Regions from separate parts of the Homo sapiens genome. Here region 1 is linked to region 2. Evidence: chromatin loops called from intact Hi-C (ENCODE). Cell type or tissue: Caco-2. All regions are shown on one strand. Links, peaks and the distances in the headings refer to the core of each region. The heading gives the core; the rest is flanking DNA. Region 1 overlaps LOC124903442. Region 2 has its middle 240 kb from the start of FAM30B.

Region 1 (15,921 bases), core at 3,281-11,280, 49 kb before region 2:
GTCAGACAGGGACATTTAAGTCTGCAAAGGTTACTGCTGTCTTTTTGTTTGTCTGTGCCCTGCCCCAAGAGGTGGATCCTACAGAGGCAGGCATGCCTCCTTGAGCTGTGGTGGGCTCCACCCAGTTCAGGCTTTCCAGCTGCTTTACCTAAGCAAGCCTGGGCAACGGCAGGCACCCCTACCCCAGCCTCACTGCCGCCTTGCAGTTTGATCTCAGACTGCTGTGCTAGCAATCAGCGAGACTCCGTGGGCGTAGGACCCTCCGAGCCAGGTGCGGGATATAATCTCGTGGTGCGCCGTTTTTTAAGCCCGTTGGAAAAGTGCAGTATTCGGGTGGGAGTGACCCAATTTTCCAGGTGCCATCCATCACCCCTTTCTTTGACTCAGAAAGGGAACTCCCTGACCCCTTGCGCTTCCCAAGTGAGGCAATGCCTCGCCCTGCTTTGGCACGTGCACGGTGCGCGCACCCACTGACCTGCACCCACTGTCTGGCACTCCCTAGTGAGATGAACCTGGTACCTCAGATGGAAATGCAGAAATCACCCGTCTTCTGCGTCGCTCACGCTGGGAGTTGTAGACCGGAGCTGTTCCTATTTGGCCATCTTGGCTCCTCCCTACCTCATCATTTTTCATCTCATCATTTTTCATCTCATTTAATCTCATTTCATTTCATCTCATCATTTCAGCTCATCATTTCATCTCACCACATCTCTTCATTTCATCATTTCATTTCAACATTTCATATTTCATCTCATCTCATCTTTCAATTTCATTTCAATACCATCATTTCATCATTTCATTTCATCTCATTTCATTATTTCATTTCATCTCATTTCAATTCATCTCATCATTTTATCTCATCATTTTTCATCTCATCATTTAATCTCATCATCTCATCTCATCATTTCATCTCATTTCATCATTTCATTTCATCATTTTATCTCATTTCATCTCATTTCAATTTCATTATTTCATTTCATTTCACTTCATCTCATCTCATCTCATCATTTCATCTCATCTTATCTCATTTCATCTCATTTCTTCTCATCTCATCTCATCATTTCATCATTTCATCTCATTTCATCTCATCTCACCTCATCTCATCATTTCATCTCATCATTTCACCTCATCCTTTCAGCTCATCATTTCATCTCATTTCATCTCATCTCACCTCAGCATTTCGTCATTTCATCTCATCATTTATTTCATCTCATTTTATCTCATCATTTCATCTCATCTCATCTCAATTCAATTTCCTTTAATTATTTCATTTCATCTCATCATTTCATCTCATTTCATCACATTATTCATCTCATCATTTCATCTCATCTCATCATTTCCATTTCATTTCCATTTCATTATTTCATTTCATCATTTAATTTCATCATCTCATTTAATTTCACCTCATTTCATTATTTCATTTCATTTTTTCATTTCATTATGTCATTTCATTTCATCTCATTACATTTCATCTAATTTCATTTCATATCATTTCATCTCATCTTTTCATCTCATTTCATCTCATCATCTCATCAACTCATTTCATCTTATCTCATCATTTCATCAACTCATTTCATCTCATCATTTCATCATTTCATCTCATCATCTCATCAACTCATTTCATCTTATCTCATCATTTCATCATTTCATCTCATCATTTCATCTCATCTCATATCTTCTCATTTCAATTTCATTTCATTATTTCATGTCATCTCATCTCATCATTTCATCTCATCACATCTCATCATTTCATCATTTTATTTCATAATTTCATCTTATCATTTCATCTCATTTCATCTCATCTCAATTTTATTTCAATTTCATTTCATTATTTCATTTCATCTCATTATTTCATTTCATCAGTTCATCTCATCATCTCATCTCATCTCAAATTTATTTCAATTTCATTTCATTATTTCATTTCATCTCATTATTTCATTTCATCAGTTCATCTCATCATCTCATCTCATCTCATCATTTCATCTCATTTCATATCATTTTATCTCACCATTTCATCTCATCTCATCATTTCGTCTCATCTCATTTTATGTCATCATTTCGTGTCATCATTTCATCACATCTCATCTCATCTCATCTTTTCATCTCATCATTTCATCATTTCATCTCATCATTTCAACTCATTGCATCTCATCTCATCATTTCCATTTCATTATTCCATTTCATCATTTATTTCATTTCATTGTCATTTCATCTCGTCACATTTCATCTCATCTCATCATTTCATCTCATCATTTCATCTCATTATTTCATCTGATTTCATGTTATCATATCTTGTCATCATTTCATCTCACTTCATCACATCTCATCTCATCATTTAATCTCATCATTTAATCTCATTTCATCTCATCATTTCATCTCATCTCATCATTTCATCATTTCATCTCATCATTTCTGCTCATCTCATCATTTCCATTTCATTTCCATTTATTTCATCATTTTATTTCATCATTTCATTATTGCATTTCATCTCATTTCATTATTGCATTTCATTATGTCATTTCATTTCATCTCATTTCATTACATCTCATTTCATCTCATTTCATCTCATCATTTCATCTCATCTCATCTCATCATCTCATTTCATCTCATCATTTCATCTCATTTCATCTCATCTCACTTCATCATTTCATCTCATCTCATTTCAATTTCATCATTACATTTCATAATTTCATTATTTCATTGCATCTCATTTCATTATTTCATCTCATTTCATCTCATTTTTCATCTCATCATTTTTCATCTCATTTCATCTCATCATTTCATTTTATCATCTCATCATTTCATCTCATCATTCATCTCATTTCATCTCATCATTTTATCTCATTATATCATCTCATCTCATTTCAATTTCATTATTTCATATCATTTCATTTTTTCATTTCATTTCATCTCATCATTTCTTCTCATCATTTCATCTCATTTCATCTCATCATTTCATCCATCATCTCATCATTTCATCTCATTTCATCTCATCTCATCTCCTTTCAATTTCTTTTCAATTTTGTCATTTTGTCTCATCATTTAATCTCATCATTTCTACTCACCATTTCATCTCAAAATTTCATCTCATCATTTCATCTCATCTCATCATTTAGTCATTTCATCTCATCTCAAGTCATATTATCATTTCATCTAAGTGAAATGACGTAATGGAATCATGAAATGAAATGGATAGGATGCCCTCAGTGATGTTAAATTTAAAAATTGTTTTCATGTATTCATTTGTATATTTACATGTATTTATATTTATATTTACTTATATTTCTTTTTACTTATTTTTATTTATGTTTTTACTTATTTCTTTATTTATAGACAAGGTCCTGTTCTGTGGCCTAGGCTGCAATGCAGTGGTGCATTCACAGTTCACTGCAGCCTTGAGCAAACCTCCCACCTTAGCCTCCCGGGTAGCCGGGACCCCAGGTGCGCACCACCACACCTGGTTAATATTTTATTATTTGTAGAGATGGAGTCTTGCTATTCTGCCCAGGCTGGTCTCAAACTCCTGGGCTCAAGCAATCCTCCTGCCTCTGCAACCCAAAATGCTGGGATTACAGATATGAGCCACAGTGCCCAACCTATTTATTTATTTATTTATTTAATAAAGAAAAGGTCTCAATATGTGGCCCAGGCTGGTCAACTCCTGGACTCAAATGATTCTCCCAACTTGGCCTCTCAAAATGTTGGGATTACAGGTATGAGCCACCATGCCTGGCCTAAAAATAATATTATATTTTTGTATTATATAATTTTCAATTAGGTAATATGAATACTCTGTACAGGAAATACGCCCTTAATTACATAGGAATAAACATTTGTTACACTGAGAAAAATCTAATAGAGCTAAAAATAAAAATTAATTTGGAAAGTTCATTAGATACTCATACATTCTTACGTTTATACATTCTTTCATATATTCATATACTCTTTTAACAGTATCAATGGTTTGGAGTTATGTGTACAAAACCATGACCTATATGTAATACAACTAATAACAAGCACTTACAATTCAAGGCATATTATATACAAAGCTTTAACTTCTCATCATCAGATTTTTTTTTCTTTCTGTTTTGGCAGATACTATGAACACAACATTCAACTCACAGACACCATGGAGCCCTTACTAAGCATAAAGTACTGTGAAAGGCCAGGGCTAGGACAGAACTGAGACAGGGCCAGGGATAGGACAGAACCGGGGCAGGGTCATGGACAGAGAAAAACCAGGGGCAGGGTCATAGCCAGGGACATGAGAGGACCAAGGCCAGGGCCAGAAGTAGGGCAGAACCAGGGCCAGGGCAGGGACATGGCAGGGCCAGGGCCATGGCAGGATCAGGGTCAGCAGAAGGCCAGGGCAGGGCTAGGGTAGCACAGGGCCAAGGCAGGGCAGGGTCAGTGTAGAGCAAGAATGGGCCAGAGTATGGCAGGGCAGGGACAGGGAGGTCCAGGGCCAGAGTCAGGTCCAGGACATGGACAGGGCAGGGCCAGAAACATGGCAGGACCAGAAAGGGGACAGGGCAAGGGCAAGGCCAGAGAAGGACCATGGAAAAAACATGGCCAGGGAGGGTCCAGGGCAAGGGCAACGCCAGGGCAGAACCAGAGCCAGGGCAGGCCAAAGGCAGGGCCAGGCCAGGGCAAGGTCAGGGTAGGGCAGGGCCAGTGTAGGGTGAGGGTAGGGCCAGGGCGAGTTCAGGGCCAGGGTAGGACTAAGATAGCACAGGGCCAGTGCAGGGCCAAAGGAGGGGCCAGGGCCAAGCATGGCCAGTGTGGGGCCTGGGGATTGTCAGGGCCAGGGCCAGGGTCAAGACTGGGCCAGGGGCAGGGCCAGGGAGAAGGCAAAACCAGAGAGGATCCAGAGCAAGAGCAGGGCCAGGGCAGAACCAGGACCAGGATAAGGCAAAGCCAAGGCCAGGGCAGGGCAAGGCCAGGGCAGGGCAAGACCAGGGAAGGGCAAGGCCAGGGTAGAAAAGGCTAGTGTAGGGCCAGGCCAGGGTAGGAGAAGGCCACGGTAGGGCCAAGGCAGGGCAGGGCTAAGGTAGCACAGGGCATGGCCAAAAACAGGGCAGGGCCATAGCAGTGGCAGGACTAGCAACAGGGCCAGGGTAAGTGCTGGACCAGAGCATGGTGGGGACAATACAGGTCCAGGACAGACGATGGCAAGGCAAGTCCAGGGCCATTTCATGGACTCGGTAGGCCTGGGGTCAGGCCAGGTCAGGGCAAGAGCAAGGCCAGGGAGAAGGCAGGGCCGTAGCCAAGGCAGTGCCAGGGCAGGGCAGGACCAGTGCAGGGCCAATGCAGGGTGAGGGCAAGGCCAGGGCATGGAAGGGGAGGGCAGGACCAAGGAAGGGCCAGGAGAGGGCCACGGCAGGGTCAAGGCCAGAACAAGGGTACGGCTGGGGTCAGGAATATGGTAGGACAAGGGCTGGGCCCAGGCTGGGACATGCAGGGCAGAGCATGGCCTGTGCAAGGCACGGCCAGAGCCAGGCCATAGAGATGGGAGGGCAACACCAAGGCAGAGTCAGGGTAGATCCAGGGCTGAGCAGAGTCAGGGCAGGTCCAGAGTCGAGGCAGAGCTAGGGCCCAAGCAGGGCCATGGCAGCGCCAGGGCAGAGGAGGGCAGGGCAACGCAGGACTGGACCATGGTAGTGCCTGGTCAACTCCGGGGCAGGGCCAGAAGCAGGACAGGGACAGGGCCAATGCTCAGGCCAGGGACAGGGCATGACAGAAGTGCCAGAGCAGGGCTGGGCCAACGTTGGGGCAGGGCAAATCAGACCAGGACACCTCCAAGTCCAGCTCTGGCCCTGCCTTGGCCCTGGCCCCTTCCTGGCCTGACCTTGTCCCTGGCCCTGCCCTATCCATGCCCTGTGTGTTTGAGCAGTGTTTTATAACCAGAATCCTACAAGAAACTTAAATCAGCTCTTTTTGTGCATTTTTAGTAGAGATGGGGTTTCACAATGTTGCCCAGGCTGGTTCCAAACTCCTGAGCTCAAGCCATCTGCCTGCCTTGGCCTCCCAAAGTGCTGGGATTACAGGAGTAATCTGGCCAAGTATTTAACTTCTTTATGCCTGTTTCCTACATTTGGAAAATGGGGATGCTTTAAGTACCTAGCATGTAGAATTATTGTGAGAATCAATGCCTCACATATTTACATATTGATAAAATTATACTCATAGAATACTACTGGAAGCAAAGATAGTATTAGTTAAAATTTAGTGATTATTTACTGCAAATATTATTACTATTACAAACAACATAGTATAGACATTATTACTACTACTGTAGTTATCTTAAAAATCTAAAATAAAAATTTTACATAACAGCCTAACGTAATCTCTCCTGCTCTGCCCCGGCTCAGCCCTAGTACCAGCTCTGCCCCTAGTCCTACCACATTCCTGGCCCTGACCCTTCCCTGGTCATGCCGCTGCCTTGGCCCTTCCCATCTTCAGGCCTTACCATGGCCCTACCCTGGTCCTGACCCTGGCCCTACCCCAGAGAAGGGGTATGGCAGAGCCAGGGAAGCGCCGGGGAAATAAGGGACAGGACACATCCAAATCCAGAAAAGGGCCAGGGCCATGACAGAGCCAGGGCGAGTCCTTGGCAGGGCCAGGTTCCAGGCCAGGGCCAGGAAAGGGTCATGGCAGGGTCACTGTATGGCCAAGGTCCAGGCCAAAGCCAAGGCACAGGCAGGGTCAGGCCTGCATAAGGGCAGGACGAGAGCCAGGCCATAGAGTAGGGCAAATGCCAAGCCAAGGCCAGGGTAGTGCCAGGGCTAAGGCAAGGTCAGGGAAGGTCCAGGGCTGCGTCAAGGCTAGAACCAAGACGGGGCAAAGGCCGGGGCAGATCTAGGGCACAAGCAGGGCAGGCTAAGGCAGGGCAATGGCAAGACCAGGCCATGGCAGGGCCAGCCCAGGATAGAACAGGGCACAGGCAGGGCAGGGCCAGGACCATGGCTGGGGCAGGACAAGGACCAGGACCGAGGTCCAGGCCAGGGCAAGGGTATGGCCAGGGCAGAGGTAGGGCCCGAGCCAGGGTCTGGGCAGGACCAAGGCAGGTCTATTGCAGGGCCAGGGTTCAGACCAGGGCCAGAGCAGGGCTGGGACAGGGCCAGGGCCAGAACCAGGAAAGGGCAATGTCAGAACAAGGGCCATGGCAGGACCAGCAACGGGGCTGGGGCCAGGACAGGGACAGGGACCGGGTCAGGGCCAGGGCCAGAATAGCATGCCAGGGTAGAGCCAGGCCAAATTAGGGCCAGGACAGGGTCAGGACCAGGGCTGGGCCAGGGTATGGCCTTAAGTAGTGAACGGCCAGGGCCAGGGTCCATGCCAGTGCCAGCCTCGGTCCAGGGCAGAGGCAGGGCCATGGCCAGGTCAAGGACAAGGCTGGGGCAGGGCCAAGGTCTGGGTCAGGGTCAGCACAAGACCAGGACAGAGCCAGGGGAGGGACAGGGCCATGATAAGACCAGGTTAAATCATGGACAAGACACCTGCAAATCCACTTCAGGGCCAGGGTCAGGGCAGGGCCAGTTCAGGGCCAGGGCCAAGACAGGGCCAGGGCCAGGGCTGTCAGGGTCATTGGCAGGGCAAGGGCCATGGCAGGGCCAGGGTCAGGAGCAAGGGTCAATGCCAGGCTAAGGCCACAGATAGGACCAGGTCTGTGCTAGGGCCAGTGTGAGGGCCAAGGCAGGGTCATGGCAGGGCCAAAGGGAGGGCAGGGCCAGGGCAGGGTGGAGCAGGCCCAGGGTAGCACAGGGTTAAGGTAGGGCATGACCAACCAGGGCAGGTCTATGGCTGGGGCCGGGGCAGGGCCAGGGCCAGGGCAGGGCCAGAGCCAGGGCAGGGCCAAGACAGTGGCAGCTCCAGGGCAGGGCCAGGGTTAGGACCACGGACATGTCCAAGGCCAGTGCCAGGGCAAGGGCAAGGGCAGGTGCAGGGCCAGGTTCATCTAAGAACCAGGGACAAAGCCAGGCCCAGAGCTGGGCCAGGACAGGTACCTGGCAGGGCTAGGGTCTGGGACAGGGCCATGGCAGGGCCAGGGCCACAACCAGGTCTGTGCTATGGCCAGGTCCAACAGAGTGGCCAGGTAAGGCTAGGGTGAAGGCCAAGGTAGGGCCAGGGCAGGGTCAAAGCCAGGCTAGGGCCAAGGCAGGGCCAGGACAGGCAAGACAGGGCCAGGAAAGCATAGGGCCAAGGCAGGGCAGGGCCAGGGAACAGCCAGGGCAGGGCCAGGGCCATGGCCATGGCCTGGGCAGGACCAGGTTCGGGGCAGGAGCAAAACAAGGACACGGTCAGTGCAGGATCTTGGCACAGCCAGGGTCCAGGACAGTGTCAGGGAAGGGCCAAGGCAGGGTCTGGGCCATGGTAAGACCAGCAACAGGGCTGGGGCTAGGCCAGTGACAGGACCAGAGTCAGGGCAAGGGCCAGAGCAGTGCAAGGCCAGGGTAGGGCCAGGCATTTCAGGGTCAGGGCCAGGGGAGAACCAGGGCAAGGTCTCAAGCAGGGAAGGGCCAGGGCCAGGACAGGTCCAGGGCAGGGCCATGACAGGGCCAGGGGCTGCGTTAGGGCAAGGGCAGAGCCAGGGCAAGGTAAGGGTCAGGGCCAAGGCCAGGGTAGGGACAGGGCAAGAAATATGGCAGGACCAGGGGCAATGCCAAGGCCAAGGCTGGGCCAGGGCTGAGCCAGGGCTGAGTCGGGCAGGGCAGGGCAGGGCATGGTATGGCCAGTGCAGGACAGGACAAGAGCCGGTCCACACAGAGAGCAGAGCTGATGCCAAAGAAGAGCCAGGCTAGTGCCGAGGCTGAGGCAGTGTCAGAGCATGTCCAGGGCAGGGCCGGGGCCAGGGCCAGAACCGAGCCAGGGCACAGCCAAGGCAGGGTAGGGCAGGGAAATAGCATGGCCAGGTCAGTACTGGGACAGGGCAGAGCAGGGCAAGGCAATGGTAGCGGCAGGGCAGGGACATGCCAATGCAGAGCTATGTTACGCCGGGGCCAGGACACCTCGAAGTTCACTTCAGGGCCAGGGCTATGGCAGGACAAAGACCAGGGCCAGAGTCAGGGCCAGGTCTGTGCTAGGGCCAGCTCCAGAGCAGGGCCTAGTGAAGACTAGGGTGAGGGCCAAGGTAAGGCCAGGGCAGGGTCAAAGGCAGAGTAGGGCCAGGTCAGGGTGATGACACATCCAGAGCACAGCAGGGCAGGGTGATGGCAAGACCAGGGGCAGACCACTGCCAGCTCAGGACCACGGAAAGGCCAGTGCAGAGCCAGGAAAGGGTCTGGGTCTGGGTCAGGGCCAGGAACAAGGCAGAGCAGGGCCAGGGCCATGGCAGAGTCAGGGCAGGTCCTTGACAGGACCAGGTTCCAGGCCAGCAGCAGGGCCAGGGCCTGGATAAGGGCAGGGCCAGGGATATGGCAGGACCAGGGCTAGGGTCAGGGCCAGGCCATAGTGAGGGCAGGGCAAAAGCCAAGGCAGGGTCAGGGCAGGTCCAGGGAGCGGCCAGCACCAAGCAGGGCCAAGGCACAACCAGCACAGGGTAAGGCAGGGCAATGGCACCACTAGGCCATGACAGGGCAAGGTCAGTGCCAGGAGAGGGTAGAACAGGCAGGCCTATGGTGGGGCCAGGGCAGGGATGGGCCAAAGCAGGGCCAGGACATGTCCAAGGCCAGGTCAGGGCCAGAACAGGAGCAGGACCATGACCATTGGCAGGGCCAGTGCCATGACAGCACCAGGGTCAGGACAAGGGGCAGGGCCAGAGCCAGGGCCAGAGCCAAGGTCAGGCCAGGGCAGGTTCAGGGCAGGGCCAGTGCCAGGGCAAGACCAGGGCAAGGACAGGGTAGCACAGGGCCAAGACAGGGTCAGGATGGGACCAGAGTAGGACAGGGCCGAGACAGTCCAGGTAACAGTAGGGCAGGTACAGGGCAAGGCAGGGCAGTACAGGGTCAGATCCACGGCATGGGCAGGGCAAAGCCATTGCCAATGCGCCAGCCCTCCCTACAAGGCTCCTACCACCTGGCCACTGCTGCAGCCCGTCCATTGCTGTAAGCCTGACCCCCAACCCTGGCTGCAGCCACCTGCCCTCCTAGTGCGGCCGCTCTCCTACCACTCTGGTGCACTGCAGTCTCCGTTGATGCCACCCTCCCGCAGCGAGGCGAGCCGTGGTGTCGCAGGCTCTAGGTGTCTCCTCCTCCTCCTGGCATGGAGCAGCTGGGCGGGCAAAGCCAGAAAAGCCTAGAGGAAGATGTGAGGGGTGGAAGGGTTAGAGCCTCACCTTGTCATGCCAGCCACTGGGTGGCAGGGGCCAGTTTCAGCAAAGGCACTCACACCCACCCTCCAAAGTCCAGCCTCTCCCTTTGGCCCAAGCTGGCCAGGAACTGGGGTCTGGGGTGGGTGCTGGAGACACCACAGCACCCAGCTCCCCACTCCACAGGAACCATTGGGCCCACCAGGGCTGCACTCCTCAGGGAGTAGGAGAAGCAGAAAAATTCAGACCCAGACAGCCCTCCGCACCCAGGTGCCAATTCCTGTTCCGGACGCCTCCACACACAGGGCCCTGTCCCCCGTGGTGTCCCCAGGGGTGCCTGGCAGCCTCTGAGGCACAGACCCAGAGTGCACAGGCCCAGGAACCACGGTGGGTGTGGGGGCTCTGCCACGCTCAGGATTCCCACGCAAACGCTGTGCGCCTGCCGCACCCCAGTATGACCAAGAGTGGGTCGCTCTCTGGAGTGTGGAGTCAGGGAGAGGAGAACCACTCCTTCCTTGGATGCCAACTCTGCTGACCGCCGCCAGCAGTGCAGCCCCTGATAGCACTGAACTCACCCCTCTCCACGGCTAGTCCTGCCCTCAATAGCTCCCCCCACCTCCATCCCCCAATGCCACCAGTAGCGTATACCTGATAGTGCCCTAACCTGTCCTTCTCCATGGGCATTGCAGTCCCAGAAAGCACCCATAACCCACCCTCCCTGCCATGTGCAGTGAAGCCCTGTACAGTGCTACCAACCAGTACCCCTAATGCAGGCAATGACACCCTGGATAGCGCCCCCAACCCACCCCACACTGCGAAAGGTGCAGCCCTGGATAGCCCCTGTCCTACCACTTTGGTCGTGCTGCAGTCTCTGTCACCGCCACCACCAACCACAGTGAGGCAAGCCAGTGGGCCACAGGCTGTAGCACCCAGCAGCCAGGCATGGAGCAGCTCTCGCTGATGGCCGGCTCCTACCACTCTGACCACGCTGCTGTCTCCGTGGCCATCTTCTTTGACTACAAAGGAATAAAACTAGGTATCAATAAGAAGAGTAATTTTGGAAACAATACAATCACATGGAAGTTAAACACTACCCTCCTGAATAAATGACTAGTGGGTCAATGAAGATACTAAGACAGAAATTCAAAAATTTCATGAAACAAAGGGTAATGAAAACACAGTATACCAAAACTTGTTATGCAGAAAGCAGTACAAAGGCAGAGATTTACAGCTATAAGTGCCTACCATCCAAACAAAAGAAAAACTTTAAATAAACAATACATCTTAAAGAACTATTAAAGTAAAAACAAACTAAACCGAAAATAAGAAAATAAATAAGATCATAGCAGAAATAAAATTGAAATAAAAAACACATATGATTAAATGAAAAGTTGGTTTTCTGGAAAGCTAAACAAAATTGACAAACTTTTAACCAGGCTAACTAAGAAAAAAGAGAAAAGATTCAAATAAATAAAATCAACAGATTAAAAAAAAGGAGACATTACAACTAATACTTCAGAAATTCAAAGGATCATAACTGGCTATTATATGCCAATAAATTGGAAAGCCTAGTAGAAATTGGCAAATTCCTAGATGCATACATCTAGGAATACACCTACTTAGGTTGTATACACCTACTTAGGTTGAATAATGAAAACATCCAAGACCAAAACAGATTGGTAACAAGAAATGAGATTGAAGCCATCAGAAAAAGTCTCCCAGTAAAGAAAAGCCCAGGAACTGATGTCTTCACTGCTGATGGCTTCACAACAAACAATTTAAAGACCTAGTACGAATCCTACTCAAACTATTTTGAAAAACAGGAGGGAATACTTCCAAACTTATTCTATGAGACCATTATTACTGTGCTACCAAAATCAGACAAAGGCATCAAAGAAGGAAACTACAGGCCAGTATTTCAAATATTGATGCAAAAATCCTCAACAAAATACCAGTGAATCAAATTCAGTAATACATTAAAAAGATAATTCATCATGATCAAGTGCGATGTATCCCTGGGATGCAAGGGTCACTCAACATACAATGTGATACATCATATCAATCAAATAAATGACAAAAACAGTATGATCATGTCAACTGAAACTGAAAAAGCATTTGGTGAAATTCAACATCCTTCATGCTATTAATCCTCAAAGAAACGGGTACAGAAGAAACATACCACAACATAATAAAAACTACAGGAAAGACACCCACAGCTAGAATCATATGGAGGGAGGTCCAGGCTGCAGTGAGCTGTGATCCCACCACTGCACTCCAGCCTGGGCAACAGAGTGAAACCCTGTCTCAAAAAAAATATGTAAAAAGAGGTATGAGCCTCTTTTATAGGTGCAGTGACTCACATCTGTAATCCCAACACTTTCTGGGAGGCTGAGGTGAGAGGATCTCTTGAGGCCAGGAGTTCAAGATCAGCCTGGGCAACACAGCGAGACCCTTTATCTACAAAAAATTTTTAAACATTTGCCAGGTGTGGTGGCACGTGCCTGTAGTCTTAAACAATTATCATATGACCCAGATAGTCTATTCCTTAGGGATATACCCAAGGGAAATGAAAATATACATCCACACTAAAATTTGTACACAAATGTTCATAGCAGCATTGTTCATAATAGCCAAAAATTGGAAAAAAAACTCAAGTGCCTATCAACAGAGGAACTAATAAAATATGGTATATCCATTCAAAAGATTACTCAGCATTAAAAAAGAATGAAGTGCTGATATACGCTACAGCATGGATAAACCTTGAAAACACTGTGCCAAGTGAAATAAGTCAATCACAAAAGACCATATGTAGTAAGATTTCATTCTGTGAAACCTCCAGAAGAGCTAAACTCAGAGACAGAAAGTAGGCTAGTTATTGCCAGGGACTAGGGGAAAAGGGAATAAGGATGACTGCTAATGGGTATGGGATTTCTTGTGGACTGATGAAAATGGTCTGAAAGTATCTAGATACCTGTCTTGTTTGTGCGATTCTGTGAATATATTATAAACCACAAAATTCTGCACTCAAGGGGTTGATTTCATGGTAGGTGAATTTATCTCATTTATCTTTATCTCAATAAAGCTTTTTAAAGACACTTTAAAAAGACATATCTGTATAAGCTACAAAAATAACATACTGAGAGACTAAAATGCCTAATTTTTCCATTTTTCTTCTTCAGCGCAATCTCAAGTCCAAAAGTCTTTCCTTCCTATATATGCGTATTTTGTCCAGTGAAACAAGACACTCTATTAATTTTTTATTAGAAATAAAAAAAAGCCAGGTGTGGTGGCTCACAGCTGTGCTTCCAGCTACTCAGAAGGCTGAGGCAGAAGGATCACTTGAGGCCAAGACTGGGAGTTCAAGACCAGCTGAGGCAACACAGCTAGATCCTGTCTTTAAAAATATTTTTTAGGCCAGGCACAGTGGTTCACGCCTGTAATCCCAGCACTTTGGGAGGCCAAGGAGGGCAGATCATTTGAGATCAGGAGTTCAAAACCAGCCTGGACAACATGGTGAAACCCCATCTCTACTAAAAATATAAAAATTAGCTGGGTGTGGTGGCAGGCACCTGTAGTCCCAGCTACTCGGGAGGCTAAGGCAGAAGAATTGCTTGAGCTGGGAGGGTGGAGGCTGCAGTGAGGCCAAGATCATGCCATTGCACTCCAGCCTGGGTGACAGAGCAAGACTCCGTGTCAGGGGAAAAAAAAAAAAAAAAAAAAATATATATATATATATATATATATATATTTATACACACACACACACACATATATTTATATATTTTTTAAGTTAAAACCCTACTGAAATGAAACTAATAAAATAAAATTCAACTTAATTAAAAAACAGTTCCTGAAATATTAATTTTCAAACAATTCTATTTTAGCTTTGACTCTGAACAAAATATAAACCTCAATTTCAAAATGTCACAAAGATTGGCTGGGAGCAGTAGCTCATGCCTGTAATTCCAGCACTTTGGGAGGACGAGGCAGGTGGATCACTAGAGGCCAGGAGTTCCAGAGCAGCCTGGCCAACATAGGGAAACCCAGTCCCTACTAAAAAAATACAACAAAAATTAGCCGGGTCTAGTAACCCCAGCTACTCAGGAAGCTGAGGCATTAGAATCACTGGAATCTGGGAGGTGGAGGGTGCAGTGAGTGGAGATCATGCCACAGCACTCCAACCTGGGTGGCAGCCTGAGATTCTGTCTCAAAAAAATAAAAATAAGGCCAGGTGCCATGGCTCATGCCTGTAATCCCAGCACTTTGGGAGGCCAAGGTGGGCAGATCACTTGAGGTCAAGGAGTTTGGGACCAGCCTGGGCAACATAGTGAAACCTCCTCTCTACTAAAAATACATAAATTCGCTGGGCATGGTGGCACACACTTGTAATGCCAGCTACACCAGAGGCTGAGGCAGGGGAATCGCTTGAATTCGGGAGGTGGAGGTTGTAGTGACCTGAGATTGTGCTACTGCACTCCAGCCTGGACGACAGAGTGAGACTCCATCTCAAAAAAAAAGAAAAAAAAAAAGAAAATTTACATTTAAAATTTAAAAAAATCACAGACTACAAATACTCAGGTTTAAGCAAATTCCCACCTTTCTTGAATTAACAGTAATTCATATTTGCTTTGTCAAAAATGTAGATATTTACCTGCCCCAACGGAATGAAATCCTAAAAGCCTAGTGTTCTCAAATGATGAAGAGAAAGAAATATGCATATTTTAATTTAGAATTTTGATTTAGAATTAATTTTAACCTAGCTGGAGTATACATAATCATTTATGTATTTATTTACTTATTTAAGAGACTGGGTTTCGCTGTATTATCCAGACTGGAATGCAGTGGCACAACCTTGGCTCACTGCAACTTGTACTTCCTGAGCTCAAGCGATCCTCCCACCTCAGCCTCCAGGGTAGCTGGGACTGCAAGTGCACGCTACCACACCCAGCTAATTTTTGCGGAGACGAGTCTCGCTATGTTTCCCACACCTGTCTCTAACTCCTTGGCTCACTACAGCCTCAAGCCTCTGGGCTCAAGCAATCTGCCTCCCAAAGTGCTGAGATTACAGGAGTGAGCCACCGCACCCGGCCTAGTGGATAGTGTATACTAAGCAACATATACCCTGCTTTTGCCTAGAACATACTGAAAACATGGCATTAAAAACAATCACAAAAGTTGGGAGCTGAGAAAAATCATATACTGTAAAACAAATCTGACAGATATTAATCTCAAGAAGCTCCTGAAAATGTCTCAAGAACTCCTATGTTGCACTCTCCCTAATAATTTAGACTTTCTACAGATATTTTCTGATCATCTACCGTGTGCCAGGCACCATGCCAGGTACCAAGATGCCATGGTGAGGTATACACAAAAACAGCTCCTGCTTGCAGGAAGCCTACTCTCTAAAACAGTGCTTGCCAAGCTCGACTGATCACAACTTGGGAGCTTGTTTAAGTTCCAAATCGGCTTCCCTGCTTTGGTGAGCCACAATCCGTGGCATTTTTATCAGGTGCTCCCAATGATTCCTACACTCTAACGGGTTTAGGAGACAAGGGTGGGGGTAAGCTCGAGAGCCCAGAGCCATCCCGTCCAGCGGGAGCCCCACCTCTAAAGTCCATGTCGCTCAGCATCCTTCCCCCTGACTAGTGGCCCAAACACAGCACGAAGCTGAGGTG
Region 2 (15,921 bases), core at 2,729-10,728:
AGTTTATGATGCCAGCAGTGAGGTCGTCATACTGCAGAAATAGTTACAGGCACCTGCTGGTATGTGCAGGGCACCTTCCGGGAAGGGCTGTCAGCTGTGTCCTCCTCTGCTCATGCCCTCTGGGGTTCTTTTCCTCGCAGGCTTGTCGGACGCCCAGCCGGGATGAGGCCAGGGTGGAACTGCTGATGACATACTTCATCCAGCTGGGCTTTGTTGAGAATTGATTCTTCCCACCCACGCGGCAGATGGGACTCCTGTTCACCTGGTAGGTGCTTGAGGTCTGCGCTGGTGCTTCACGTGTTATGGCAGCCACAGTTTCGGAGCCTCAGCATCACAGACGCCCCTCTGCGGGCACCTCAGCCCCTTTTCCTATCTTGCATTTATCCGGGGTGCACCCCTGTGCACCTCAGCCCCCTTTCCTATCTTGCATTTATCCAGGGAAGTCTAGAAAGATATCAATACATTGGTATTTATTTATGAAGGTGATCCGAGGGAGATGGCCCCAACAGACTGTGGCCTCTTGCTTCTCAGAACAGGTGAGCCAAGGAGAGGAGACATTTTTCTTGCTTGTTGTATCACTGGGGAAGCACAGGGCTCTGAAATGGAATTAGTCAGAAGCAAGATTCTTGTCTCAGATTGGACTGGGGCATGCATGTGTATGTGTGAGTGAGTGAGAGAGAGAGAGAGAGAGAGAGAGAAAATCAGGTCTTGTCCAGTGAGACAAAAGCACCAAACAGAAATAGATCAGGTTTCTTTTGAAATGGGATCTCACTGTGTTGCCCAGGTTAGTCTTGAATTCCTGGGCTCAGGTGATATTTCTGCCTCAGCCTCCTGAGTAGCTGGGACTATAGGCATGAGCTACACACTCAGCTTGGATCAGATTTAAAAAATGGAAGTAGAGGATTTGATTCTTCTCCACAATTGGTATTTTCAGACAAGATCAGGCACGTCAGGGTGGTATGGCCGTAGACCCAATTGGTGTTTTCAAAGATTAGTATACTTTAAATACTTGGGAGCCCGGGTACAGTGGTTTTCACACCTATAATGCCAACACTTTGGGAGGCTGAGGCAAGCAGATCACTTGACCCCAGGAGTTTGAGACCAGCCTGGGCAATGTGGCAAAACCCCATATCTACAAACAATACAAAAATTTGCTGGGTACGATGGTATGCACCTGTAGTCCCAGGTACTCGTGAGGCTGAGGCAAGAGAATCACTTGAGCCTGGGAGGCAGAGGTTGCAGTGAGCCTAGATCACACCACCGCACTGCAGCCTGGGTGATAGGAGTGAAACCCTGTTTCAAAAAAGAAAAAAAAAGGCTGAGTGTGGTGGTTCACACCTGTAATCCCAGCACTTTGAGAGGCCGAGGCAGGTGGATCACGAGGTCAGGAGTTCGAGGCCAGCCTGTCCAATATGGTGAAACCCTGCTTCTACTAAAAAATACAAAAATTAGCTGGGCATGGTTGTGCGTGCCTGTAGTCCCAGCTACTTGGGAGGCTGAGGCAGGAAAATCACTTGAACCTGGGAGGCAGAGGTTGCAGTGAGCCAAGATTGCACCACTGAACTCCAGCCTGGGCAACAGAGTGAGAGTCTGTATTAAAAAAAAAAAAAAACACCAACAACCTAAAAAAAAAGTACTTTGGAGATGCTGCACCCCTTCTCTGAGTGTTTTTAGGAGTGTCAGTGAAAGGAGAGTACATCCTAGAAGGTCGGGGCATATCAGAATTGAATGTTTCTATAGCCGATGGTTGGCTACTGATGCCTTCCTCATTGAAAGCAAAGGAAAGGGGGATGACTTTTCCTAACAATGCACCAGGCTGTCTGCATGGTGAAAGGTGGTTTCTCCTTAGTCATGAATTAGGGAGAAGCTGTCTGCACACCCCTTGGTTCATGAGTAAACTTTAAAACAAGTCCTAGGGCCAGGTGCGGTGGCTCACACCTGTAATCCTAGCACTTTGGGAGGCCGAGGTGGGTGGATCACCTGAGGTCGGGAGTTCGAGACCAGCCTGACAAACATGTCTCTACTAAAAATACAAAAATTAGCCGGGTGTGGTGGTGGGCGCCTGTAATCCCAGCCACTCAGGAGGCTGAGGCAGGACCATTGCTTGAACCCGGGAAGCAGAAGCTGCAGTGAGCTGAGATGGCGCCACTGCACTCCAGCCTGGGTGAAAGAGCAAAACTTTGTCTCAAAAAATAAAAATTAAAAAAAAAATAAATAAATAATACAAGTCCTAGGCTGGGTGTGGTGGTTCACATCTGGAATCCCAGCATGTTGGGAGGCCGAGGTTGGTGGATCACTTGAGCCCAGGAGTTTGAGACCAGTCTAGGCAACACAGTGAGACCCCATCTCTACAAAACAATTAGAGAAAATGTGCCAGGCATGGGTGGCACATGCCTGTAGTCCCATCTCCTTGGGAGGATCAGATGAGAGGATCGCTTAAGCCCAGGAGGTTGAGGCTGCAGTGAGTCATGATCATGCCACTGCACTCCAGCCTAGGCAACAGAGTGAGACTTGGTCTGAAAAAATAAACAAGTAAAACAAATCCTGAGGTTTTAGATTTCAGAAAGAATTATGAGGGGTTAGTAATTGCCATATTTCATTTAGGAGAAGCTATATATATATACACACACACTTTTCTTTTTTTTTTTTTTTTGAGACGGAGTCTCACTCTGTCGCCCAGGCTGGAGTGTGGTGGTGTGATCTCAGCTCACTTCAACTTCTGCCTCCCAGTATCAAGCCATCTTCCCACCTCAGCCTCCCAAGTAGCTGGGCTTAAAGGCACATGCCACCACCATGTATTTTTGGTAGAGAGGGGTTTCACTATGTTGCCCAGGCTGGTCTCAAACTCCTGAGCTCAAGCCATCCACCTGCCTTGGCCTCTAAAGTGCTGGGATTACAAGTGTAAGCCACTGCACCTGGCCCTTTTTTTTTTTTTTTTTTTTTTGAGACGGAGTCTTGCTCTGTTGCCTAGGCTGGAGGACAGTGGCGTGATCTCGGCTCACTGCAACCTCCGCCTCCTGGGTTCAAGTGATTCTTCTGCCTCAGCCTCCTGAGTAGCTGGGACTACAGGTGTGCCCCACCACGCCTGGCTAATTTTTGTATTTTTAGTAGAGATGGGGTTTCACCACGTTGGCCAGGCTGGTCTCAATCCCTGGCCTTGTGATCTGCCTGCCTCGGGCTCCCAAAGTGCTGGGATTACAGGCATGAGCCATCGCACCTGGCGCATTTTTTTTTTTTTTTTATAATTGAGGAACTTACCTGACACATCATTATCACCCAGAGTCCATAGTTCCCATTAGGGTTCATTCTTGTACTTGTGTATTCTGCAGCTTTTGGCCAACATAGAGTGACAGTGATCCATCTTTGCAGTGTCGTACAGAAGAGTTTCACTGCTGGAAAAATCCTCCGTGTGCTCTGCCGTTCCTCCCTCCCTCCCCCTAAGTCCTGGCAACCCCTGATCTTTCTTCTGTCTCCCGGGTTTTTGGCTTTTCAGAATGTTGGACTCACACAGCGTGCTATACAGTAGGTAGCAACGTTCAGGTTGGCTCTTAGTAATGTTTCCTCTGCATCTTTTCAAGGCTTGCTTGAAAAGGCTCCATTTTTAGTACTGAGTAATAGTCCATTGTCTGGATGTCCCATGCTGTGTTTATAAAGTTACCCCATCAGATATTTGTGTGTGTGGCTGTGGCGGTCAGTGCGATTAGTCCTGTCATCTTGCTTGGAAACAAAAGCCTCAGTGCATGTGCATTCTTGAATTTTATTGAAGAAATGAGTTTGTTGTTGTTGTTATTGTCACCCAGGCTGGAGCACAGCGGTGCAATCTCATCTCACTGTAACCTCCACCTCTCGGGTTCAAGCAATTCTCCCGCCTCAGCCTCCTGAGTAGCTGGGATTACAGGTGCCTGCCACCATGCCTGGCTAATTTTTGTATTTTTAGTGGAGACTGGGTTTCACCATCTTGGCCAGGCTGGTCTCGAACTCCTGACTTCAGGTGATCCACCCGCCTTAGCCTCCCAAAGTGCTGGGATTACAGGTGTGAGCCACCACACCCAGCCAACCCAGGAGTTTAACAGCAGTTTGGGTAACATAGTGAGACCCCATCTCTACAAAAATTAAAAAAAAAAATTAGGCAGGTATGGTGGCATGCACCTGTAATCCCAGCTATTCTCATGAGGCTGAGGTGGGAGGATCAATTGAGCCCTAAAGTTGGAGGCTGCAGTAAGCTATGATCACACCACTGCACTCCAGCCTGGGCAACAGAGTGAGATCCTGACTCTTAAAAAAATAATAATAGAGCCAGGCACAGTGGCTCACGCCTGTAATCCCAGCACTTTGGGAGGCTGAGGTGGGCGGATCATGAGGTCAGGAGATCGAGACCATCCTGGCTAAAACGGTGAAACCCTGTCTCTACTAAAAATACAAAAAATTAGCTGGGCGTGGTGGCGGGTGCCTATAGTCCCAGCTACTTGGGAGGCTGAGGCAGGAGAATGGCGTGAACCTGGGAGGCAGAGCTTGCAGTGAGCCGAGATCACGCCACTGCACTCCAGCCTGGGCGACAGAGTGAGACTCTGTCTCAAAAAAAATAAATAAATAAAATAATAATAATAATTTTTTCCACTTGCATCCAAAAGTAGCATTAACTAGCCAAGTAATCTGTACTCCCTGAATGCATTTCTTTCACATAGGTATGACTCCCTCAATGGGGTTCTGGTCAGCCAGCAGAACCTGCTGCTGGAGAAGGCCAGTGTCCTGTTCAACACTGGGGCCCTCTACACCCAGATTGGGACGTGGCGCTATTGGCAGATGCAGGCTGGGCTGCAGAGTGCCATAGATGCCTTTCAGAGAGCTGCAGGTATGTCTCCTCCAGGGCTGACTGGACAGAGCCTTGGCCCCGCCTGGTGGCACCAGGGGACCCCCCACTGAAGAGGGTCTACAGGTCGTCCCCTGCAAGGGCCAGACCAGTCTTCAGCTCTGGTGTAACTTCCCATTAAGAAACTTGCTCTGGCCGGGCGCGGTGGCTCATGCCTGTAATCCCAGCACTTTGGGAGGCTGAGGCAGGTGGATCACGAAGGTCAGGAGATCGAGACCATCCTGGCTAACATGGTGAAACCCCATCTCTACTAAAAATTCACAAAATTAGCTGGGCCTGGTGGCGGGCACCTGTATTCCCAGCTACTCGGGAGGCTGAGGCAGGAGAATGGCATGAACCCGGGAGGCGGAGCTTGCAGTGAGCCGAGATCGCGCCACTGCACTCCAGCCTGGGCGACAGAGCCAGACTCCATCTCAAAAAAAAAAAAAAGAAACTTGCTTGGTGGTTCAGACCTCAGTCTGGGATGGCTGATGTACATGGTGAATCCTGTGGCTGATGATTGATCTTTTCCAGACAAGTGGCCCTGGGATGGCAGTGCATAACTGTTTCTTTCAACACTGTCATGAAGAGCAGAATAACTTTTCCCAAATAGTGAAACTGTAGGCTTCTTTTTCTTGTATTAGGTGTACCCTATCTGTGCATATTACTCTCCGTGCCTTTATTTATTTATTTATTTATTTATTTATTTATTTATTTATGAGATGGAGTTTTGCCCTTGTCGCCCAGGCTGGAGTGCAGTGGCGCAATGTTGGCTCACTGCTTGAAACCTCCCAGTTTCAAGCGATTCTCCTGCCTCAGCCTCCTGAGTAGCTGGGATTACAGGCACTCGCTACCACGCCCGGCTAATTTTTGTATTTTTAGTGGAGATGGGGTCTCACCATCCTGGCCAGGCTGGTCTCGAATTCCTGACCTCAGGTGTTCCGCCTGCCTCAGCCTCCCAAAATGCTGGGATTACAGGGTGAGCCACCGCACCCTGCCCCTCCATGCCTTTATGTCACCTGCATTCTGCCAACTTCTCCAGCATGAGGTGGGTGTTCTCAACCCTTGGTCAAGTGATGCATTCAAAGGATGTCTCATAGCTCAGTTCCCTTCTTCTGGGAACTGTCTTTTGTTATTTTATTTTATTTATTTGTTTATTTTGAGATAGAGTCTTGCTCTTGTCACCCAGCCTGGAGTGCAGTGGCACAATCTCTGCTCACTGCGACCTCTGCCTGCTGGGTTCAAGCAACTCTTCTGCCTCAGCCTCCCAAGTAGCTGGGATTACAGGCGTCTGCCACCATGCCCGGCTAATTTTTGTATTTTTAGTAGAGATGAGGTTTTGCCCTGTTGGCCAGGCTGGTCTCAAACTCCTGACCTCAGGTAATCCTAGTATGAGAACGAGGTGCGGGGTCGAGGAGAAAAGCAACCTAGTGCTTACACCTGTAGAGGACCGGGGTCACCAGACCCAGTGCTGTGGGTGAGCCTGGCACGGCTCACCCTTGCCTACGGGTTCTGCCTTGCTCCCCCATAGCAGGGCCTGTGTCTGGGTCAGACTCCCCGTGGGGATGGATGCAAGAGCAGGGCACAGTGTAGACCACAGTGTGTTCTCCACACTAGCTCTATAGTGTGTTGCCTTCTAGGTTGATCATCGACATTCTGCTTTGGGGTGTGATCCCCTTCCACCCATGTGGATCATTGTTTGATATCACTTTGCCCTGCAAGCTTGTGAAGAACCAGAGCTTTGCCACTTCAACTCATTGTGAAATTTCTGATGTTACAATGATTGGTCCTACCAGCCTGGGCCACACAGGAAGACCCTGTCTCTACAAAATATTTAAAATTAGCCAGGCATGGTGGTGTACGCCCATAGTTCTAGCTACTCCAGAGGCTAAGACAGGAGGATCACTTAAGCCCAGGAGTTTGAGGCTGCAGTGAGCTATGATTGTCAAAAAGAATTTTTTTTTTAATTCAAGAAATAGGCCAGGCATGGTGGCTCATGCCTGTAATCCCAGCACTTTAGGAGGCTGAGGTGGGTGGATTGCTGGAGCTCAGGAATTTGAGATCAGCCTGGGCAACAAGGCAAAACTCCATCTCTACAAAAAGTACAAAAATTAGCTGGGCCTGGTGGTGCATGCCTGTAGTCTCAGCTACTTGGGAGGCTGAGATGGAAGGATCAGCCAAGGTTGTGGTAAGCCAAGATCGTGCCATTGCACTCCAGCCTGGGCGACAGAGCAAGAACCTGTCTCAAAAAATAATTAATTAATTAAAAAAATGAAAGATTGGTCTCTTGGGATGAAGCGATATGCTAAGATTCCAAGTATGAGTTGATTTCTTTTGTTGTAAATCTTTTTTCTGGACTCATCTTTCTGGGGAATCTTAGGCAGGCACTCTGTGTCCTGTCACTGAGATTATAGCAGTGGAGACAAATTATAGATGAAATGAAGCAAGTGGGAGAACAGTGGGGAGGGTGAGGGAACCCCCACGGAGCTCACAGCTCAAAACAGCAGGTGCCATCCCTCCACAGGGTGGGGATTTTTTTTTTTTTTTTTTTTTTTTTTTTTTGCTCAGCAACAAAACCAGAGGACCCAGTTGGATGGGATTCATATGAGAGACTCTATTTCAGTTCCAGATTGATTGTCAGTTAGCGCTTTGGACAGTTAATTTTCTAAACTATAAAGAAGTCAGTGGAAGGCTGCAGCATGAAAATTTCCATTGGAGCAGACGGATTGAGTTTTTTTTTTTTTTTTTTTGAGATGGAATCTCACTCTGTCACCCAGGTTGGAGTGCAGTGGTGAGATCTCGGCTCATTGCAGCCTCCGCTTCCCGGGTTCAAGTGATTCTCCTACCTCAGCCTCCTGAGTAGCTGGGATTATAGGTGTGTACCATCATGCCTGGCTAATTTTTATAATTTTAGTAGAGGCAGGGTTTTGCCATGTTGGCCAGGCTGGTCTTGAACCTGACCTCAGGTGATCCACCCGCCTCGGCCTCCCAAAGTGCTGGGATTAGAGGCATGAGCCACCGCACCTGGCCAGAATAGATCTTTCTTGAGGTCCAGGGGAAAAGCCCTGGACTGCTGAATGACTCAGATCTTATGTGTGAGCCTGGCCGCCTGTGAGCCCCTCAGTCCTTCTGCCTGCTGTCTGCTTGCATCTCCATACCTGTCATGATGGAATTTTGTCCCAGGTGACACAGGAGTTGTGGGGAGCAGGCTGGTTTCTCTACTCAATAGAGATGTAAGTGTTTTGGAAGACAATCCAATTTTAAAAAATTGGGTTAAAAGGCTGGGTGGGGTGGCTCACACCTGTTATCCCAGCACTTTGGGTGGCTGAGGCAGGCAGATCACCTGAGGTCAGGAGTTCAAGACCAGTCTGGCCAACATGGTGAAACCCCGTCTGTACTAAAAATACAAAAATTAGCTAGGTGTGGTGGTGGGCACCTGTAATCCCTGCTACTTGGGGGGCTGAGGCAGGGGGATCGCTTGAACCTGGGAGGCAGAGGTTTCGGTGAGCTGAAATCATGCCACTGCACTCCAGCCTGGGCGCTTATTTATAAATAAATAAATAAATAGTGTTAAAATATACATATATAACTTAAAATGGACTATTTTAACCAGTTTTTTATTATAGTAAAATAACACAGAACATAAAATTACCATTTTAATGATTATCTTAAATTTTTAAAATTTTAAAATTATCTGCCAACCAGAAGCACATTTTAACCATTTTGAAGTGTGCAGTTCAATGGCATTAAGTGCATTTGTACATTCATAGTGTTGTGCAGCCATTACCACTAAACATCTCCGGAAGTTAAAAATTTTTTTTGTTGGTTAGGCAAGGTGGCTCACACCTGTAATCTCAGTACTTTAGGATGCTGAGTCAGGAGGATCACTTGAATCCAAGAGTTGGAGACCAGTCTGGGCAACATAGGCACACCCCATCTGTACAAAAAATTTTAAAATTAGCTGGGTGTGGGGTGGTGCATGGCTGTAGTCCCAGCTCTTCAGGAGACTGAGGTGGGAGGACCTCTTGAGCCCAGGAGTTTGAGGCTGCAGTGAGTCATGATCGTGCCACTGCACTCCAGTCTGGGCAACAGAGTGTGATCTTGTCTCAAAAATAAATAAAATAAATACATTTTTAAAAAGTATATATTTTTTTAAGAGACAGGGGTCTCAGTATGTTGCCCAGGCTGGTCTTGAACTCTTAATGTCAAGCAACCCTCCCACCTCAGCCTCCCTTGTAGCTGGGATTATAGGCAGCAGCCCCTGTGACCAGCTATCTCCGGAACTTTTCCATCTGGATGATGGATAAGCAAAGCTCTGTACTTACTCAGTTAAGCAATAACTTCCCATTGCCCCCTTTCCCAGCCCCAGCTAACCTCTATTCTCCTTTCTGTTTCTGTGAATTTGACTATTCCGGGTACCTTATCTAAATGGAATCCTACAATATTGGTCCTTTTGTGACTGGCTTGTTTCACTTAGCATAATGCCCTTATTTACACTGTACCATATGTCAGAATTTCATTCCTTTTTAAGGCTGAAAAATATTCCATTGTATGGATAGGCCACATTGTGTTTAATCATTCATCTGCTCATGGATGTCTGGGTGGTTTCCACTTTTCAGCTCTTGTGAATAATGTTGCTATTAACACAGGTGTTCAAGTATCATTTAAGCCCCCACTTTCAACTGTTTGGGGATATATATCATAAGAGTGGAATTGCTGGACCATATAATTGAGAATCAAACTTTTTAATATGTTGTAGGACACTGGTTCTTTTTTTTTTCTCCTATCTTTCCTTTTTTTTTTTTTTTTTTTTTTTTTGAGACGGAGTCTGGAGTGCAGTGGTGAGATATCAGCTCACTGCAACCTCTGTCTCCTGGGCTCAAGCAATCCTCCTGCCTCAGCCTCCAGAGGAGCTGAGACTATAGGTGCACGCCATCACACCCAGCTAATTTTTGTATTTTTTGTAGAGACAGGGTTTCACCATGTTGCCCACACTGGTCTTAAATTCCTGATGCAAGTGATCTGCTCGCTTTGGCCTCCCAAAGTGTTGGGATTATGGGCATGAGCCACCGCACCTGGCCTCCTATCTTTCTCTACAGCAACGTGATGAAGTAAATGTAAACCCGAACTAATGGGCAAAACATTTTCCACTTTTAGGGGTTTTAAACTACCTGAAAGAGACATTTACCCATACTCCAAGTTACGACATGAGCCCTGCCATGCTCAGCGTGCTTGTCAAAATGATGCTTACACAAGCCCAAGAAAGCGTGTTTGAGAAAATCAGCCTTCCTGGGATCCGGAATGAATTCTTCATGCTGGTGAAGGTGGCTCAGGAGGCTGCCAAGGTAAGACTCCCTGGTTCCTGTGACTTTGGGGAGTGGGCGGTAAATGCTGGCACAGGAGCACTGGAAGTAGCGGGGCCTTCCCACGGGAGCTTGCCTGTGACCTGGGCATTGTGCCAGCTCCGGCCAGTACTGCTGGCTTGAGTTTTCTTGGCAAGTGTTGGTGTTTCAGATACGGATCACTGATTCCATGTGCAGCTTAACCTAAAAACCAGCATAATGACAGCAGCCTGATCCCCCTGTTAACTGTGACAGTGACAGAATGAGGGGTTGCTTGGAGTTGCTCCCAGATTCTGGAGCAGCCCCTGGCAGGGGCTGTTGCATGAGAAGAAGAAAGGGCTCTTTCTCTGCAAATGGGTTCATGAGGGCCCTTGTGCCGGGCTGCCCCTTCCCAATGCCCCTTCTATTTCAGGTGGGAGAGGTCTACCAACAGCTGCACGCAGCCATGAGCCAGGCGCTGGTGAAAGAGAACATCCCCTACTCCTGGGCCAGCTTGGCCTGCGTGAAGGCCCACCACTACACGGCGCTGGCCCACTACTTCACTGCCATCCTCCTCATTGACCACCAGGGTAAGGCCTGTGGGGTTCAGGGGTTTGGCCAGGGCTGTGGTCCAGCTGCCCCAGGGGTGATTCTGAGCTGAGCGAGAGCTAACTGCCTTCCCTGGAGATGCTCACAGGCTGAAGGCAGAGGATGAGAATGACCCATGACTGAGGCAGCTGCTGCACAGGCCATGGTGGGGTTAGGGGTTATAAGCTTCTTTAGAGAGAGGAAGAGGAGGCACCTTTAATTCTGCCTGTGTGCAAGAGGATGAATTTTCACCTGGAATCTAGAATCTAAGGGAATGCCAAAAATGCTGGCATCAAGATAGGTAACATTTTAAGGTAATATTTTAAAAGAATCCAAATTAATGCAGGCCGGGTACAGTGGCTCACGCCTGTAATCCCAGCACTTTGGAAGGCCAAGGCAGGCAGATCATTTGAGGTCAGGAGTTCGAGACCAGCCTGGCCAACAAGGTGAAACTCTGTCTCTACTGAAAATACGAAAATTAGCCGGGCATGGCGTGTGCCTCTAATCCCAGCTACTCTGGTGACTGAGGCAGGAGAATGGCTTGGGCCGGGGAGGTGGAGGTTGCAGTGAGCCGAGATTGTGCCACCGCACTCCAGCCTGGACAGCAGAGCAAGACTCCATCTCAAAAAAACAAATAATAATAAAATAAAAATTAATGCAAAAAAAATCTGTGATGATCAGAATTTAATTTAATTTAATTTAATTTAATTTAATTTAATTTATTTTTTGGGGTGGGGCTGGAGTGCAGTGGTATGATCATGGCTCACTGCCTTCTTGAACTCCTGGGCTCAAGCGATCCTCCTACTTCAGCCTCCTGAATACCTGGGACTACAGGCACATGACACTACACCAGTTAATTGAAAAAAATTTTTTTTGTAGAGATGGAGTCTCACTATGTTGCCTAGGTTGGTTTCAAACTCCTGGCCTCAAGCAATTGTCCTGCCTTGGCCTCCCCAAAGTGTTGGCATTACAGGCATGAGCCACGGTGCCTGGCCAGGGATTTTTGATCTAATGAGTACTAATCCAGGCAGCCTCCTGAGGAATTAAAAAGACAGCCTCTGGAGCCAGACTTCCTGGGTTCATATCTCAGCTCTGCCATGAATGAGCTGTATTACCTTGGGCAAGTTACTTAGCTGTCCTCTGCCTCGATTTTCTCATCTGTAAAATGGGTATATGGAGAGACTCTACCTCACAGGCTGTCATGAAAATGAAGGGCCTGTATGCAAAGCTCAATAATGCTTTATATGCTGTAGGTTCTCTGAAAGTGTGAGCCACCACTCCTAGTACTATACAGTCTATTAGGTGAGACAAGATGTGGAAACAAATAGAAATACCATATAGTGCCTTGGTGATTGCTGCAGAGACACAAATGCAGCAGAAGGTGGACTCCATGGTGCAGTCATTGATGGCTTCTCAGAGGCGGTGACATTTGAGTTCAACTTTTCCATCTGCACAGGAGGGCAGGGTCAGCCTAGAGGGAGTAAAGTGTCTGAGCACAGGAATAGAGGCCGAGGGTGCTGGGGAAGTGGAGAGTGGTTTTGTGAGGTTTGAGAGCAGGATATGCACCAGGGAGGGTGTGGTTGAAGCAGGAAGGGGCTGTGCTGCAGGTGTGCAGGCCTGCAGAGGGGTGCAGGCCTGCAGAGGGGTGCAGGCCAGGCATGACAGGGTCTGGGCTATGCTAGGAGGTTCTGTGTGGTGGGTGAGTCAGAGGAGGTAGCGTGTGGGGGCTCAGGGTCAAATTATGAACCTCACCGGGTGTGGTGGTTCACACCTACAATCCCAGCACTTTGGGAGGCCGAGCTGGGTGGATCATGAGGTCAGGAGTTCGAGACCAGCCTGGCCAAGATGCTGAAACCCCGTCTCTACTAAAAATAGAAAAATTAGCTGGGCATAGTGGCACGTGCCTGTAATCCCAGCTACTCGGGAGGCTGAGGCAGGAGAATCACTTGAACCCGGGAGGTGGAGGTTGCAGTGAGCCAAGATCACCCCACTGCACCCAAGCCTGGGCGACAGAGCAAAACTCCATCTCAAAAAAAAAAAAAATTCTGAACCTCTGGAGCATGACTGGTTCCAATGAGCAAGAGCTTCGGGGTAGCCAGGCATGGTGGCTCACACATTTGATCCCAGCAATTTGGGAGGCTAAGGCAGGAGGATCATTTGAACCCAGGGGTTTGAGACCAGCCTGGGCAATGTAGCAAGACCTCATCTTTACAAAAAAATTTAAAAATTGGCCTGGCATGTGGTGGTGCATGTCTGTAGTCCTAACTACTCAGGAGGCTGAGGTGGGAGGATCACTTGAGCCCAGGAGTTCAAGGCTGCAGTGAACTATGATTGTGCCATTGCACTCCAGCCTGGTGACAGAGTGAGACCACACTCCAACCTGAGTGACAGAGTGAGACCGTCTCAAAGAAAAAAAAAGCTTGAGGGTCAGACTGCCTGGGGTGTGTCCAGGGGCAGAAAGGAGAGCGAGGATCCCAAATGCCTTGTGAAACTGCAGAAGAAAGGAAACTAGAGACATGGTAGAAAGAGAAATCTCTATGTGGGTCTGTGGCCAGATCCATGAGAGGGGATTTAACCTGTGGTTCTCTTTGCAGTGAAGCCAGGCATGGATCTGGACCACCAGGAGAAGTGCCTGTCCCAGCTCTACGACCACATGCCAGAGGGGCTGACACCCTTGGCCACACTGAAGAATGATCAGCAGCGCCGACAGCTGGGTGTGTGTCCCTCTGCATCCACATGTGGGTCCCACTTTGTGCCCAGCTGATCCTGCTCACAGACAGCCACAGAGAGGTCCCTGAAGAGGGCCTGGGAGAGGGGGGTGTTCCAAGTCATCGTGGCCACTTTGGGTTCAGAAGTCATGAGGTGCAGTCCTGAGCCTCAGAGGGCTTCCCAGGCTGTGTTCTCATGGGTTCCATAGCACCCAGGCCTCCCACTGTGGAGCCAGGACTTTAACCATCTCCCTTGGGGTCCATAGGGTGGCCTGTATCATGCTAACAGGGAAGGAAACGTTTGTTGATTTCTTTATGCATGGCTGAATTACCAAGAACACCTAATGACTGGTAATGAAGTGTCCTGGTTTGGTCTCTGCCATGTCTCAGTGTGACTATCTCTTCCCATGTGCAGACCTCACCTCCACCACCCTAATCTGCCCCCACGCACACATACGCAGCTTCCCCGTCTCAGTGATGGCAACTCCCACCCCTCTAGGTGCTCAGGCCAGAAACCTTGGACTCACTCTCCACTCTTCTTTTCTTTCCTCCTCTTTCCCCTCCTCTCCCCTCTGCTCCCCTCCCCTCCCCTCCTGTCCCGTTCTCTCCCCTCCTCTTCCCTCCCCTCTGTTACCCTCCCCTCCCCTCCTCTCCCCTTCTCTCCCCTCTCTTCTCCCCTCCCCTGCTCTCCTCTCTCCACCGTCCTCCCTCTCCTCTCTCCTCTGTCCTCCCTCTCCTCTCCTCCTCCCTCTCCTCCCCCCTCTCCTCCCCTCCCCTCTCCTCCCCTCCTCCCTCTCCTCTCCTCCCCTCCTCCCTCTCCTCCCCTCCCTTCCCTTTCTCCCCTCCCCTCCCTTCCCATCCTTCCCCTCCTCTCCTCTCCTCCCCTCTCCCACCTCCCCTTCACTCCCCTTTCTCCTCCTCTCCCCTCCCCTCTCCTCTCATCCTTCCTCCTCTCCCCTCACCCTTCCCCTCTCCCCTCATCCCCTCCCCTCTCCCCTCATCCCCTCCCCTCTCCTCCCCTTTTCTTGTTCCTTGTTGCTTTCCTTTTCTTTCCCTTTCCTTTCCTCTCCTTTATTCTTTCTTTCTTTCTCTCTTTCTCTCCTCCCCATCTACCCTTCTTCCCTCCTTTCCTCTTTCCTTTTCTTTCATTTGCTTTCTTTGACAGCGTCTTGCTGTCCCCCAGGCTGCAGTGCAGTAGTGCAATCACAGCTCAGTGCAGCCTCGAACTCCTGGCTTCAAGTGATCCTCCTGCCTCAGCCTGCTGAGTAGATGGGACTATAGGCATGCACCACCATGCCCGGCTAATATTGTAAAAAGGTTTTTGTAGAGATGCCGTCTCACTATGTTGCCCAGGCTGGTTTTGAACTCCTGGCCTCCAGCGATCCTCCTGCCTCTGTCTCCCAAAGAGCTGGGTTTACAGGCACGAGCCACCACACCTAACCTCTTGTCTTACTTTCTCACCCTACATTTGATTAGCAAATCCCTTTGGCTGTACCTAGAAGACACACTCAAATCTGGCCACTTTAACCCTGCTGCCCTGGTGGAAGCCACATGTGTACAGTGCTTATGTAAGAAACATTTACTCACTTAAACCCCACGCAACACTATGAGGTGGGTCTCATGGCATCCCCATTTTACAGCTGAGGAAACTGAGACCCAGAGCGGTCACGTGGCTTGCCCTGCTCATAGCTGGTTTTCTTGCTGCCCCTTCAGAGTCTGGTCATGCAGGCCAGATCACATCAGTCTCCTGCTCACACCCCAGTGGGCTCCCATCTCAAGCAGAACAGGAGTGAGAGCCCTTATCTTGCACGCGTGAGATCCGCCATGATCTGGCCTTGCTCCTTCCCTGCACTCATTCTGTCCCGCCCTCCCTGCCTCCAGGCACACCTTAGCTTCTCCTTGCCCTTGAACACCTGTGCGTGCCCCTGCTCCAGGGCCCTCGCACCTGCTGCTCTTTCACATCCATCAGGGCTCTGCTCACAAAGACCATATCACAAAGCCTTCCTTGGCTGGGTGTGGTGGCTCATGCCTGCAATCCCAGCACTTTGGGAGGCTGAGGTGGGAGGATAGCTTGAAGTCAGGAGTTTGAGACCAGCCTGGGCGACATGGAGAAACCCCGTCTCTACCAAAAATACACTTAGCCAGATGTGGTGGTGTGTGCCTGTAATCCCAGCTACTTGGGAGGCTGAGGTGGGAGAGTCGCTTGAACCTGGGAGGCGGAGGTTGCAGTGAGCCAAGATCGTGCCACTGCATTCCAGCCTGGGTGACAGAGTGAGACTCCGTCTCAAGAAAAAAAAAAAAAAAGCCTTTCTTGGTCACCCATCATAGGACAACCCCATTCCCAGTCTTCTCCTACCATCTCTGCTTACCCTGCTTTATTTTTCTCTATAACCTCATCACCACCCCATCCATTACATATTTCTTGTCTTGTTAGTTATCTGTCTTCAATCACTAC

Evidence for each region. Peaks named below come from ENCODE experiments on the same cell type or tissue, not always from the same donor. Only the 100,000 strongest peaks of a DNase experiment are listed, where the experiment ranks them.
Region 1: a loop joins it to region 2, with 5 times the contacts of the local background. A loop is called at or near these places in 3 of 110 quality-filtered maps.

Annotation. Positions count from the first base shown.
Region 1 is chr15:20,295,725-20,311,645 of GRCh38, reverse strand. It overlaps LOC124903442, which reads right to left. Exons shown (of 5, transcript XM_047433398.1): 1 at 15,852-15,921; 2 at 11,096-11,262; 3 at 10,106-10,233. The coding sequence starts at 15,876. Among named protein-coding and RNA genes, the nearest start is that of GOLGA6L6, 240 kb to the left of the region's middle. RefSeq lists enhancers at 4,090-5,056, 5,057-6,025, 6,514-7,391, 9,191-9,690. In Caco-2, for the core only: no CTCF peak of the experiment used is centred there; DNase peaks (open chromatin) are centred at 6,855, 8,195, 9,655, 9,995 and 11 weaker places.
Region 2 is chr15:20,246,216-20,262,136 of GRCh38, reverse strand. It overlaps the pseudogene RHPN2P1. Among named protein-coding and RNA genes, the nearest start is that of FAM30B, 240 kb to the right of the region's middle. In Caco-2, for the core only: no CTCF peak of the experiment used is centred there; no DNase peak of the experiment used is centred there.